2 separate regions of the Homo sapiens genome follow, and region 1 is linked to region 2. The links are chromatin loops, found by intact Hi-C in ENCODE. Cell type or tissue: endothelial cell of umbilical vein. All regions are shown on one strand. Each heading gives the region's core, and the rest is flanking DNA. Links, peaks and the distances in the headings are about the cores only. Region 1 holds the start of GPR153 (G protein-coupled receptor 153). Region 2 holds the start of ESPN (espin).

What was found. Hi-C counts contacts between places; a loop is a spot of excess contacts. Peaks named below come from ENCODE experiments on the same cell type or tissue, not always from the same donor. Only the 100,000 strongest peaks of a DNase experiment are listed, where the experiment ranks them.
Region 1: it touches region 2 in a loop (2.3-fold over the local background); 3 of 110 quality-filtered maps call a loop at or near these places.

Annotation. Positions count from the first base shown.
Region 1 is chr1:6,257,000-6,262,356 of GRCh38, forward strand. GPR153 (G protein-coupled receptor 153) reads right to left here and starts at 4,099. Exons shown (of 6, transcript NM_207370.4): 1 at 3,826-4,099. RefSeq lists silencers at 3,129-3,318, 3,489-3,648, 3,669-3,838, 4,019-4,338. In endothelial cell of umbilical vein, for the core only: no CTCF peak of the experiment used is centred there; a DNase peak (open chromatin) is centred at 3,122; H3K4me3 peaks cover 1,473 bases.
Region 2 is chr1:6,420,819-6,426,175 of GRCh38, forward strand. ESPN (espin) reads left to right here and starts at 3,958. Exons shown (of 13, transcript NM_031475.3): 1 at 3,958-4,431. The coding sequence starts at 4,138. RefSeq lists enhancers at 2,673-3,287, 3,288-3,901 and silencers at 3,898-4,057, 4,088-4,137. In endothelial cell of umbilical vein, for the core only: a CTCF peak has its summit at 2,773 (motif pointing right); DNase peaks (open chromatin) are centred at 2,173 and 2,633; H3K27ac peaks cover 1,528 bases.

The sequences.
Region 1 (5,357 bases), core at 64-5,063, 160 kb before region 2:
CCCAATAAGTGCGTATTCCCTCACTTCCGTCCACTCCTGGTCAAAGCTCAATATCTGGGCTCCCTTCCAGGTTACCTGCATCCTCAGGGAACCATCCAAGGTGGGCCCAGATGGGCACTCTTGCCCCGTGCATGACCTGGCACCATCCCAGAACAAGTCCTCTTGCCATCAAATGTTCCAGAATCCTCACACAGCCCATGCCAGAGCCCCCCACAGTGGACATCTCTGACGTACTTGCCTTAATTTATTTTACTTCATCAGGCCACGTAAGGACATGTCCCGGAAGACCACACCCCCTGAACCTCCATTTCCCTCTCCTGTTCCCCAAGTGACCTGTTGGGGAACGGAGATGGTCACCACCTTCCTGACCACCCTGAGAGGGGGCAGGCAGTCTGCTATGTCAGCCCCCAGCTGGTCTTCCAGAGCCAGGACCCCGCGCTGAGGTTAAAGCCCCCACACAGCAGCGGTGTGGCTGGGGCAAGGTCCCTGCACCTTCTCCTCTAAGAGACTGCCATGCTTCTTCCGCGGGGAGGCTGAGGTGGACAGGAGCCACATCTCTATAGCCCTGGGCCCAGGTCTGGCACACACTGGGTGCTCTGGGGTAGTGGCCAGTCTCATGCTCTGGTTGGCTTGGGCAGCAAGGGCCTGGAGACGGCCAGTAGACCAGACCAGAGCTTGACTCTGAAGTCAGAGGAAGTGCCGATGGCCTTTCCATGTGAGTCAGGGACATAGGATGCTGGGCAGCAGGCATGTGGCGGGGAGCGGGGAAGCACCCATCCTGCCAGAGGGCTGGGCAGCGAGTCCTTCCCTCACCCTTCCCAGCCTGGCAGCCCTCTGGCTGCAGCCCAGGCAGGCAGTGTGGGAGAAGCCCAGTACCAAGTGAAGGCCTACTTGTGCTCTGCTCACACTTAACTGGCCCTTCTTACCCAGGGGCCATTTAGCCTCATTTGCTCTCTTTCTCATGCCCCGGTCCTTATGGGCATCTATAGTACCAGATACGCCCCATGTCCCCCAGAGAGGAAGTATCTCCAGCTCAAGGTGGGGGGCCACTGCCGCCTTAGCCAAGGCCCCTGGCTCTCGGGCAGGGAAGGCAGCGATGCCCCAGCCAGCAGCTGGCAAGCCTCCTGCTTGTCTTGTCCAGAGTTCTTTCTTTTTTTTTGAGATGGAGTTTTACTCTTATTACCCAGGGTGGATCTCGGCTCACTGCAACCTCCGCCTCCTGGGTTCAAACAATTCTCCTGCCTCAGCCTCCCAAGTAGCTGGGATTACAGGTGCCCGCCACCACGCCCAGCTATTTTTTTGTATTTTTAGTAGAGACGAGGTTTCATCATGTTGGCCAGGCTGGTCTCGAACTCCTGACCTCAGGTGATCCACCCGCTTCGGCCTCCCGAAGTGCTGGGATTACAGGCATGAGCCACCGCGCCCAGCCTTGTGCTGTCTCTTATGGGCCAAGACACTGAGCTTGGAGGTGCCGGGGAGCCTCAGACCTGTGGGCAGATACATATTCACTGGGACCAGGACCTGGGGCAGAGTAGCCTCAGGAGTGAGGGGAGCACTGGGCCACCTCCAGCCTTTGGGGTGCCTGGCAGCCTTTTGGGGGTTCAGAGCAGACAGAGTGTGAGTAAGCGCTGTGAGCAAGAGGGCTGCAGACACCAGTGGTCTTTACGCTCTCAAATAGGAAAGTGGACTCAGCATGCACCTAGCAGGTCAGCATCTATTTCTACCTGCCCAAGGCAGCCTCGGCTGTGAGACTGGGAGGCCTTCCCTCAGATGCCCAACAAGCTCTGTCTAGCCCCGTGAACAAGCTCTGTCTAGCCCCGTGACCTTGGCCCCGCCCACCCTGTCCATGTGTTGATTACTGGTGCAGGGTGGTAAGGAAAGAGCCACAGGCTGCAACCAGCCCAGCCCTTCGCGGTGCCAGTTCTTCCTCTCGTCTAGCCTAATGCTGCATTACTGCTGGGAAAGGCTTTAGGTCTGAAGGCAGGGTGCAGTGGCTCATGCCTGTAATCCTAGCACTCGGGGAGGCCAAGGTGAGTGGATGGCTTGAGCCCGGGAGTTCGAGACCAGCTTGGGCAACATGGGGAAAACCCATCTGTACAACAAATAAAAAAATTGGCCAGGCGTAGTGGTGTGAGCCTATAGTCCCAGCTACTTGGAAGGCTGAGGTGTGAGGATCACCTGAGCCTGGGGAGGTCAAGGATACAGTGAGCCATGATTGTGCCACTGCACTCTAGCCTGAGCAACAGAGTGAGACCCTGTCTTAAAAAGAAAAAGGCTCTAGGTCTGTGGGCAGGGGCACGTGCATCCTCTTGCACACGGGCATGCTCCTCCAGTGAGTGCCCCCACAATTCATCCCCATTGTAAAGTTTGTCCAGCAGAAGCAGGGAGAGGTAAAGCTGTTTGCCCGGCCAGCACTTGCCTGAGCCAGGATCCAAACTCCACTTGCCTGACACCAAAGTCCTGGCCTCTCAAACCCTAAAATGTTGGGGAAAAGGGCATTTTTTTTTTTTTTGTCCCTAGAGCTGAGGTCTTTCTGAGCCTCAGGTCTGCAGGGCAGGTCTCACCGTCCCCACACTGCAGATGGGAACACTTCAGGCAGAAGCTCAGGGCAACACGGAGAGAATAGTGTCAGGGCTGGGTTTGGGGCCAGGCACTCCTGGGCACTGTAGTCTTGGCATGGGAGAGGAACGTCCTGGGGGACAGGGCGTGGACACCGGGTTCCAAGTGCAGAGTGACAGAGGACTGGTTGTGTGGGAACAAAGTGTCCCTCTGGCTCTGGGTCAGTGACCACAGATCCACGGATTGCACCCTTTCTGTTCATTCTTCATAGAATGGAGCGGCCACTAGGGCCAGACCCCAGGCTGGGCTCCCCACAGTGCCGACGGGACCCAGTCTCCTGCTGGGAAGTGTCTCCTGCAGGGCACTTAAAGCCCTGTCTTCTGCTGGGAAGTTTCTCCTGCAGGGCACTTAAAGCATTCCGCAGCATCTCAGGACCCGGCTTCCCACTTCCCCGCCCACTGCAGGGCCAACTGCAGGTGCAACTAGCCTGGGACCCACCCGGGCCATGAGGCCTCCCTCCGCAAGACATGCGGGCGGGGCCGGGGCGTGACGTCACAGCTCCGGGCCAATGAGGCCGCGCGGCCCCGAGGCCCCATTGCGCAACAAAGAGAACCCAGAACTTGAAAGGATTCCCCGGGCTCTGGCTGCGCCCCGGCTTCCGCCCCCACGCCGGTCTCCGCCCGCGCTGCAGCCGATGTGTTCCACGGGGCCCGGCCTGGCCGTCGCCCAGGGAGGGACGCGCAGCGCGAGGCCTGGACATCTCCGGCACGCCCCCCCCAGCCCCCGCCCCTACAGTCCCAACCCCCTGGGGCTCCGATCCCCCCCCCCCCCCGCAATCCCCGCTCCGACTCGCGTGCTCTCGCCTGCTGGTCCCCAGTGGGTGCCCCGAGTCCTGCCCCACCCCGAGGGCGCGTCCGAGCGACAGGCTGGGAAACCTGGCGGGACTGCGGCCCCCGGACCCCTCTGGGTTGCGCCGAGCAGGGGCGGGCTCAGGATCCCCAGACCGCGCCCCGCCCCCGTCCCCTGAGAAGCCCAGGGGGCGGCGCTGCTAGGCCCCGATGCAGGGGGACGGAGGGAGGGGCTGGCCCCAGGGAAGTTACCCCGAAGGTCCCCAAGTTGGGGGGGTGCCAGCGCTAAGCGCCGCTCGTGGGCCCTCGGACGGACCCCGCGACCGATAGGGCGCGGAAAGCCCCCTCCCTTCCCGCCGAGTCCTCCCGCCGGGGTCCTCCCGTCCGTCCGCCCTCGGGCCAGGGCGGCGACGCTCACCCTGCATTCGAGCGCCCGGGGCTCCGGCTCGCTGCTCCCGCCTCCGGCTCCGGCTGCGGTTCCCGCGCCCCCGGGCCGAGCGCAGGCCGCCGAGGGCCGCGGGGGTGGCTGGCGGCGGAGCGGCCCGCGGGCCGGGGCATGCTGGCGGCGGCCACCGGCGGCCGGCGCGCTCCGCTAGGTGGGCTCGGCCCCGCCGCCCCTCCCTCCCCTAGGCGCCGCCGCCGCCGCCGCGCTTCGCTCAGCTCCCGCCGCTCCGCTGCTGCGCCGGGCGGCCGGGGGCGGGGGGCGGAGCAGGGCGCATGTCTCCGCCGGGGCCTCCGCACCGCCCCTCGGCCCGCCCCGCCCCCGCCCGCTCAGAGGCGCGGCCGTCTGTCGGTCTGTCAGCCCGTCCGTCCTTCCGTCAGTCCGTCCGTACGCAGCCCACCCGTGTCCCCGCGTCCGCCCGCGGCCGGCCCGAGCCTCCCTGGGCTGGTGGCGCCTCCTGACAGCGCCGCGCCCCTGGCTCCCAGCTCGGCTCGGTGCACACTCCGGACGCCGCCTTCGGACGCCGGGGCAAGACCCAGGCCCGGAGCTCTGGGGGCCCGGGGGCCAGAGGGAGCTGGGGCAGGAATGGACACTGAGAACCTGGGGCCAGGGCTGGGGCTCAGGGAGACCTTCCTGGAGGAAGCCGCATCTAAGATGAACAATCGGGGCGGGGCGTGGAGAGGACAAGGGACGCATGGCCAGCGGCTTCTAGGAACCGGGAATCCAGTCTGAAGCAGGGGCAGCGAGGGGCAAGGTTGGGCCAGTTACGGATTCACGCTGCTCCCCGGGCCTGGGGGGTCCACTGAGGGAATAAAGTGCACGGGCCACCGGGCTGCCGAGTGGTCCCCGCCACCCCCACAGGCTCAGAAATTGTTCTCTCTGAAACTCTGAGCACCACCGCCCAGCCGGGAGAGGCCAGGGTCTGCAGCCCAGCGCCTGAAGCCTTCTCCTACTCCCCTCCTCCCCTCCTCCCATTCTTCCCGCCCCTCCGCCCCTCCCTCCCAAGCCCTCATGCTATCACCACTCCTCATAGAGCACAGGCTGTCACCCACAGACTGACAGCCTCAGCTGGCCCCATGCAGGCGGAAAGCCTCCTGCTTCTTGATGGGGGCCCTGGAGAGGACGCCTCCTGAGGATCGTGCCTGTCTTTTCTAGAAAGCACCTGACCACACACACAATGGGCACAAGGCCTCTGGGGCTGCCTGGCATAGTGTCCTTCCGTGCCTCTGGGACACATCCATGACTAGGCACCCCTGTGTCTGGAGGAAACTAGGCACCCGACCAGGAGGAGACCCAAACCAATTGCAGCCAAAACGGATGCTTGGAGCTTGCCCAGTCCGGGCAGGGCTGCTCCACAGCCTGCACCTGCCTAAACCGTCCCCACACCCCAGGTCCCTGAGCAGCTTTTAGGGGGCCCAGGATGGGTCTTAGGGTCCGTCCCATGAGACAAAAAGAGGAGTGTCTGTAGAGAAAGGCCCCGCAATAACGTGTGGGGCTGAGCAAGGGGG
Region 2 (5,357 bases), core at 102-5,101:
CCTCCCCCGACCGGCTGGCGGGGCAACGGCCACGCCCGCGAACCACACTGCGAACTGCCGGGCAGAGAGATGACTGGAGGGATCCACAGAGCCAGCCAGGAGGAGTTCCCCTATGGGGCGGGGCCAAGGAGGGCTCTGTCCAGGGTGTTGGATGAACCCCCTGTCCCCCGAACCCCACTTCCGAGCTCCACCCCTGCCGCTAGCCCCACGTCTCCCTCCTTCAGGGTTCTCGCCGCAGGGTGGAAGAAGGCCAGCGAACACACTGAGGGGCCCGGAGAAGCCTGGGCCAGGGGAGCCCAGGCCACCCATACCTATCTGTGGCATGGGAAGGAATGTAGGCCACCTTTCATGGACACTTACTGTGTGCCAAGCTCAGGGCTTAACGCTTTAAGGCTCGCTAACCTGCATTAACCCTCATAAAAGACCTAACAAGTAAGAATAAATCCTTCAACAGATTTGGCCCAGCAGGGCTTGGAGGAACCTGAGACCTTGTTCTCCGTGGTTGAGGCCAGTTTGACTCCATAGGCCTCCCCTAAGACAATTAATTGTTCTTTAAGAGCTCAAAAAACTCTGTGGATCTTTTCCCTCTCATCCCCAGGCCAAGCGACTTAGCTTGGCTGACTCAGGTCTGCACCCACAAGTCCGCCTGCAGCATCTGCATCTTGGGGAGGGACTGACCCTAGCTCCTGGGAGAAAAAGGCTGAAGGAGGAGGCTCCCCTTAGAACATCCCCCTCCAGGTTTGCGGACCACCATTTGAAGACTGAATGGCAGGGGAGCAAACACCATTTCCATTGCCAGTTACCCCCAGTTAAAAATATTTCTTCCTCTACTCTCCCATTGGGTAAAGGACTTTAACCAAGTAACCCACAGTTCTCTTCAACTCAAGGATTTTCAGGTTTTGCTGGTTACTTGGAAGGAGTGGTCTGGAATCAGAGGAACGTTAAAGACAGCTAGGTGGGCAAATGTCGGGTGCAGGCTTTAGGGGAACTGGGACCACCTAGGATACAGTAAGGATACACTCCACCCCTGGTCCCTATTCTTGGGAAGTGCCCTGGCCCTTGGGTTGAGGAGAAACCTGGGGTGGGCTGGGGTGAGCCCAGCAGAGGGGTGAGAGAAGCCCTCCTGGGGAGAGAATCCCTAAGCTGATAGCTGGAGGGTGGGAGACTCTAGGGGTGCTGTGGGCAGAAGGAACCTTGGGTGGAGAGGAAAGAAGAGCCCAGAAGGCTCAGCCAGGGAGTGAAAGCTTTGCCACTTCCCATCTGTGTCATCTCAGGCAAAATGCTTTAAAAAAACAAAACAAGGCTGGGCGTGGTGGCTCATGCCTGTAATCTCAGCACTTTGAGAGACCAAGGTGGGCAGATTACTTGAGGTCAGGAATTCGAGACCAGCCTGGCCAACATGATGAAACCCCATCTCTACTAAAAATACAAAAAATAAAAAAATTAGCTAGGCATGGTGGCGGGCAGACACCTGTAATCTCAGCTACTTGGGAGGCTGAGGCAAGAGAATCACTTGAACCTGGGAGGCAGAAGTTGCAGTGAGCCTAGATTATGCCATTGCAATCCAGCCTGGGTGACAAGAGTGAAACTCCATCTCAAAAAACAAACAAACAGGCCGGGCACAGTGGCTCACGCCTGTAATCCTAGCACTTCGGGAGGCCAAGGTGGGCAGATCACGAGGTCAGGAGATCGAGACCATCCTGGCTAACACAATGAAACCCCGTCTCTACTAAAAATACAAAAAATTAGCTGGGCGTGGTGGCAGGCACCTGTAGTCCCAGCTACTCGGGAGGCTGAGGCAGAAAAATGGCGTGAGCCTGGGAGGCGGAGCTTGCAGTGAGCTGAGATTGTGCCACTGCACTCCAGCCTGGGCGACAGAGCAAGACTTGTCTCAAAAAAAAAAAAAAGAAAAAAAGAAAAAAAACCCTCCCTATCTCTCCATGCCTCATTATCCCCGACTGTGAACTGGGAACAATAGTTGTACCTCTCTCATAGCACCTCTGGATTAAATATCCATGTGAAGCATGGTGAGCACTTGGTGGGTGGTACAGATTTCATAAAAGTGCTACTGCTGCCGTGAGCTCCCTAGGGCTGCTGGGGAGGACCCAATTGGCCCGGTGGACATGGGAGAGCCCGGAGAGGACAGAAGCCTGGCAGGAAGGGCCTGGCTCACAGCCTGAGTTTGAGTCATGTCCCGAAAGGAGTCTGAGAGGTTGGTCAGCAGGGGTGGGTGCTCACATGTGGCACTAATGGAGATGTCATTAACAACAGTGGCAGGGGCTCAGGGGCATCTGCTCAGCCCACTGGAATAGCAATAAAGCATCACCTAGCCCTGGCCCACAAAATCACAAAACCATGTGCTAGATGAGCTCGTCCATGACCAAGGTGGCCACCTTAGGAGTGGAGAACACAAATTGCAGGGCCTTTTGGAATGGAGGAGGCCCAGGGGAGGGGTGCCCAAGACAAGCCATTTTAGCACCTCCTCCCAACAGTACCCCTGCCACTTGCTGGCCTCACGGCACACCTGCCTCTGGGCACCCAGAGGAGGGCAGCGCCAGCCGCAGTGAGCCTGTTGCTTTGGCCACCAGCTCCAGCAGCGAGGCTGCGAGGAAATGACTCCTCCTTCCTTTTGTCTGCAAACCACTGGGCAAGCGTCCCAGATTCCAGCGGCCACAGGTCCCATGGAGAGAGTGAGGGCGATCTGGCCTGGTGGAAGTCGTTGGAAACCCACCTGGCTAGGCACAGCCCAGCAGCTCCAGTTACCTGGGCACCTGGGAGCGCGGGAGGCCATCACGCAGGTCGCCACTAGGTGGCAGGCCCAGGGAAAGGACCGGAGGCAGCTGCCGAGTTTAGCACTATGAGTTTAGCACTATGACTCCCACTGTTCCTGGAAGGGGCTTCCTTCATTCTACAGCATTTCCAGTGCTGACTGTGCCAGGCTGGGGCTGGGGCGGAGTGAAACCTTCAGCCCGGGGTGGGGCCAAGCCCCCACGGGACTCCAGAGGGGGTGGGTGTTGGGACAGGAAGGGCACAGGGTGCTTCAAGATCGCTGATAGGCCGCCTGCACTCCCACAGCCATGTAGCTCCCACCTTCTGTCAGCTTTTCCTCGCGTCCTTTGGGCACTAGCCGCTCCCACGGCTGGTGTTCAGTGGAGCCTGCAGGGTGGCTTGGCACACATTCGCTCTCCTGCCCGCGCCCTCTGGCACTTTCCTGAGCCCCTGCAGGGGTCTCAGCCCCCTCTCTCTGGATGCCGGCGCTCCCGCGTCTCCCCACAAGCCCTAACCTCCCACCCATCCCTGCCTTCTGTGTGGCTGGAAGCCCCTCCACACCGACAGCGGCTGCGGGCGGCCTGAGGCCATGGCGTTCCCAGCGCACTAGTGGTTCCCGTCCTGCCTTCCTGCCCTCCCCGCTGGAACCTCTGGGGGCAGTTCTCGGATCTGGAGGGACCCTGGAAGGCAGGGCTCTTTGCAATCTCCGGGGATTTCGACCCAGAGCCCTTCAGGGACGTGGCAGGGCTGCTCCTGCCTCAGGGCCGTTGTCCTCGTGCTCCTCACCCCGCCTGGAATACCCTTCTCGCCGCTCAAACCCAGCCCCACGGCACCTCCTCAGAGACCTTTCCCTGTCCGCCCACGCGGTCCCGACAATCACTCCCCATCACCTCTGGAATTGCGTCGCCGGCGCCTGGAACCGCAGTTAGCGGGCACTGGGCAGATGAATGAATTTGTCTGTGCCTGGACGGCTCTCCAATTCGAACCCAGTTTTGCTGCCCTCTGGGGTCTCAACTGTTACGTGAGGCAAATTAGGAGAGAAGCCCCTGGGCACCTTGCCCCAGTCGCACGAGTGTCCCCGCGTCGCGGCGGGGGCGGGCGGGGAACTCGGGCGGAGGCTGCGGGGCGGGGCGGGGCGGGGTGGGGGCGGGCCCGAGTCTTAAGCCGGCGTCCGCGGGCTCCGGCCCCAGAGCGCGGCGGAGCGGAGCGCCAGGCAGCGCGGAGCGGAGGCCAGGCCCACAGCCGCTCCGCCTCCCGGCCCGCAGATCCCCGACGGCCGCACCGCGGGCTCCTCTGGCCCGCAAGAACACGTGCATGGCGTCCTGGGGAAGGCGCTGAGTGCGGAGTCGCGGCGCCGCACGCGGCACCATGGCCCTGGAGCAGGCGCTGCAGGCGGCGCGGCAGGGCGAGCTGGACGTGCTGAGGTCGCTGCACGCCGCAGGCCTCCTGGGGCCCTCGCTGCGCGACCCGCTGGACGCGCTGCCCGTGCACCACGCGGCCCGCGCTGGGAAGCTGCACTGTCTGCGCTTCCTGGTGGAGGAAGCCGCCCTCCCCGCCGCGGCCCGCGCCCGCAACGGCGCCACACCGGCCCACGACGCCTCCGCCACCGGCCACCTCGCCTGCCTGCAGTGGCTGCTGTCGCAGGGCGGCTGCAGAGTGCAGGTGGGTCCGCGCGGTTCGCCAGGGGCACTGAGGCTTCCTCCTCAGGACAGAGTCCTGGCCCAGAGTCCCCCGGGGCTCAAGGATGGGTGGGGTTTGGCACCTCCTGGCCCAGCTGAACCCTGCACGGAGCTCCTTCCAGAGGCCCTCAAGTGAATGGGCTCCCTGGCTTGCCAGTACTGGGGCAGATGCCCTGGCGAGCCTGGGTGCTCCCTGGAAGCGCACCTGGGTGATGGGAGCCAGAAGGGAGGGGCCTCCGTGGGGCTTGTGGTTACTAGTGTGTACCGGGAGAAGCAAAGCACTGATCCTGTAGTCCTGGAAGTGGGTGGGACGTGAGGCCTGGGCAGCAGAGTCAGACGCCCGTGTCCTCCAGGACCGGATCTGAAAGGAGGCTGGGCAAAGTCCCACAGCCCACCCGAGGCTGAGATTCAGGTGTCCCAGCCAGGGTGTGGGGGAAGGGTGATGAGCCGTGGTAAATGGGGGTCTCCCCATAACCCAGGCTGACCCCAGGACATCAGTGCTGTCAAGCTGTCAGCTGCTTCTCCAACCCAGGCTGATTCTTGCTGCCTCCAGACCCCACCTGGTCACTCTGAGCAGTGACCTCCAAGGGGAGTCCTGGCTGCTGAGAAGCAGGTAGCCAGGCAGCGGTGGGACAGTTCCAGGCACAGGGAACAAGAAGTGCAGAGCCCTGAGGCATGCACGCTCTTGTCCTGTCGGAGGGCCAGCCTCAGGCATCATGTTCAGAGTGGGTGAGGAAGGGAAAAGCTGCCAGGGCCAGGCCAGAGAGTATCATAGGCCGAGGTTAGGGATTTGGATGAAATTCTGGGTGTGGGGGCAGCCATGGGAGGGAGGAACCACAACCGATTTCCACTTAGACCACTGGGTGACCTGGAGATGGAAGGGGAGGAGTCAGGGTAACTCTAAACTGG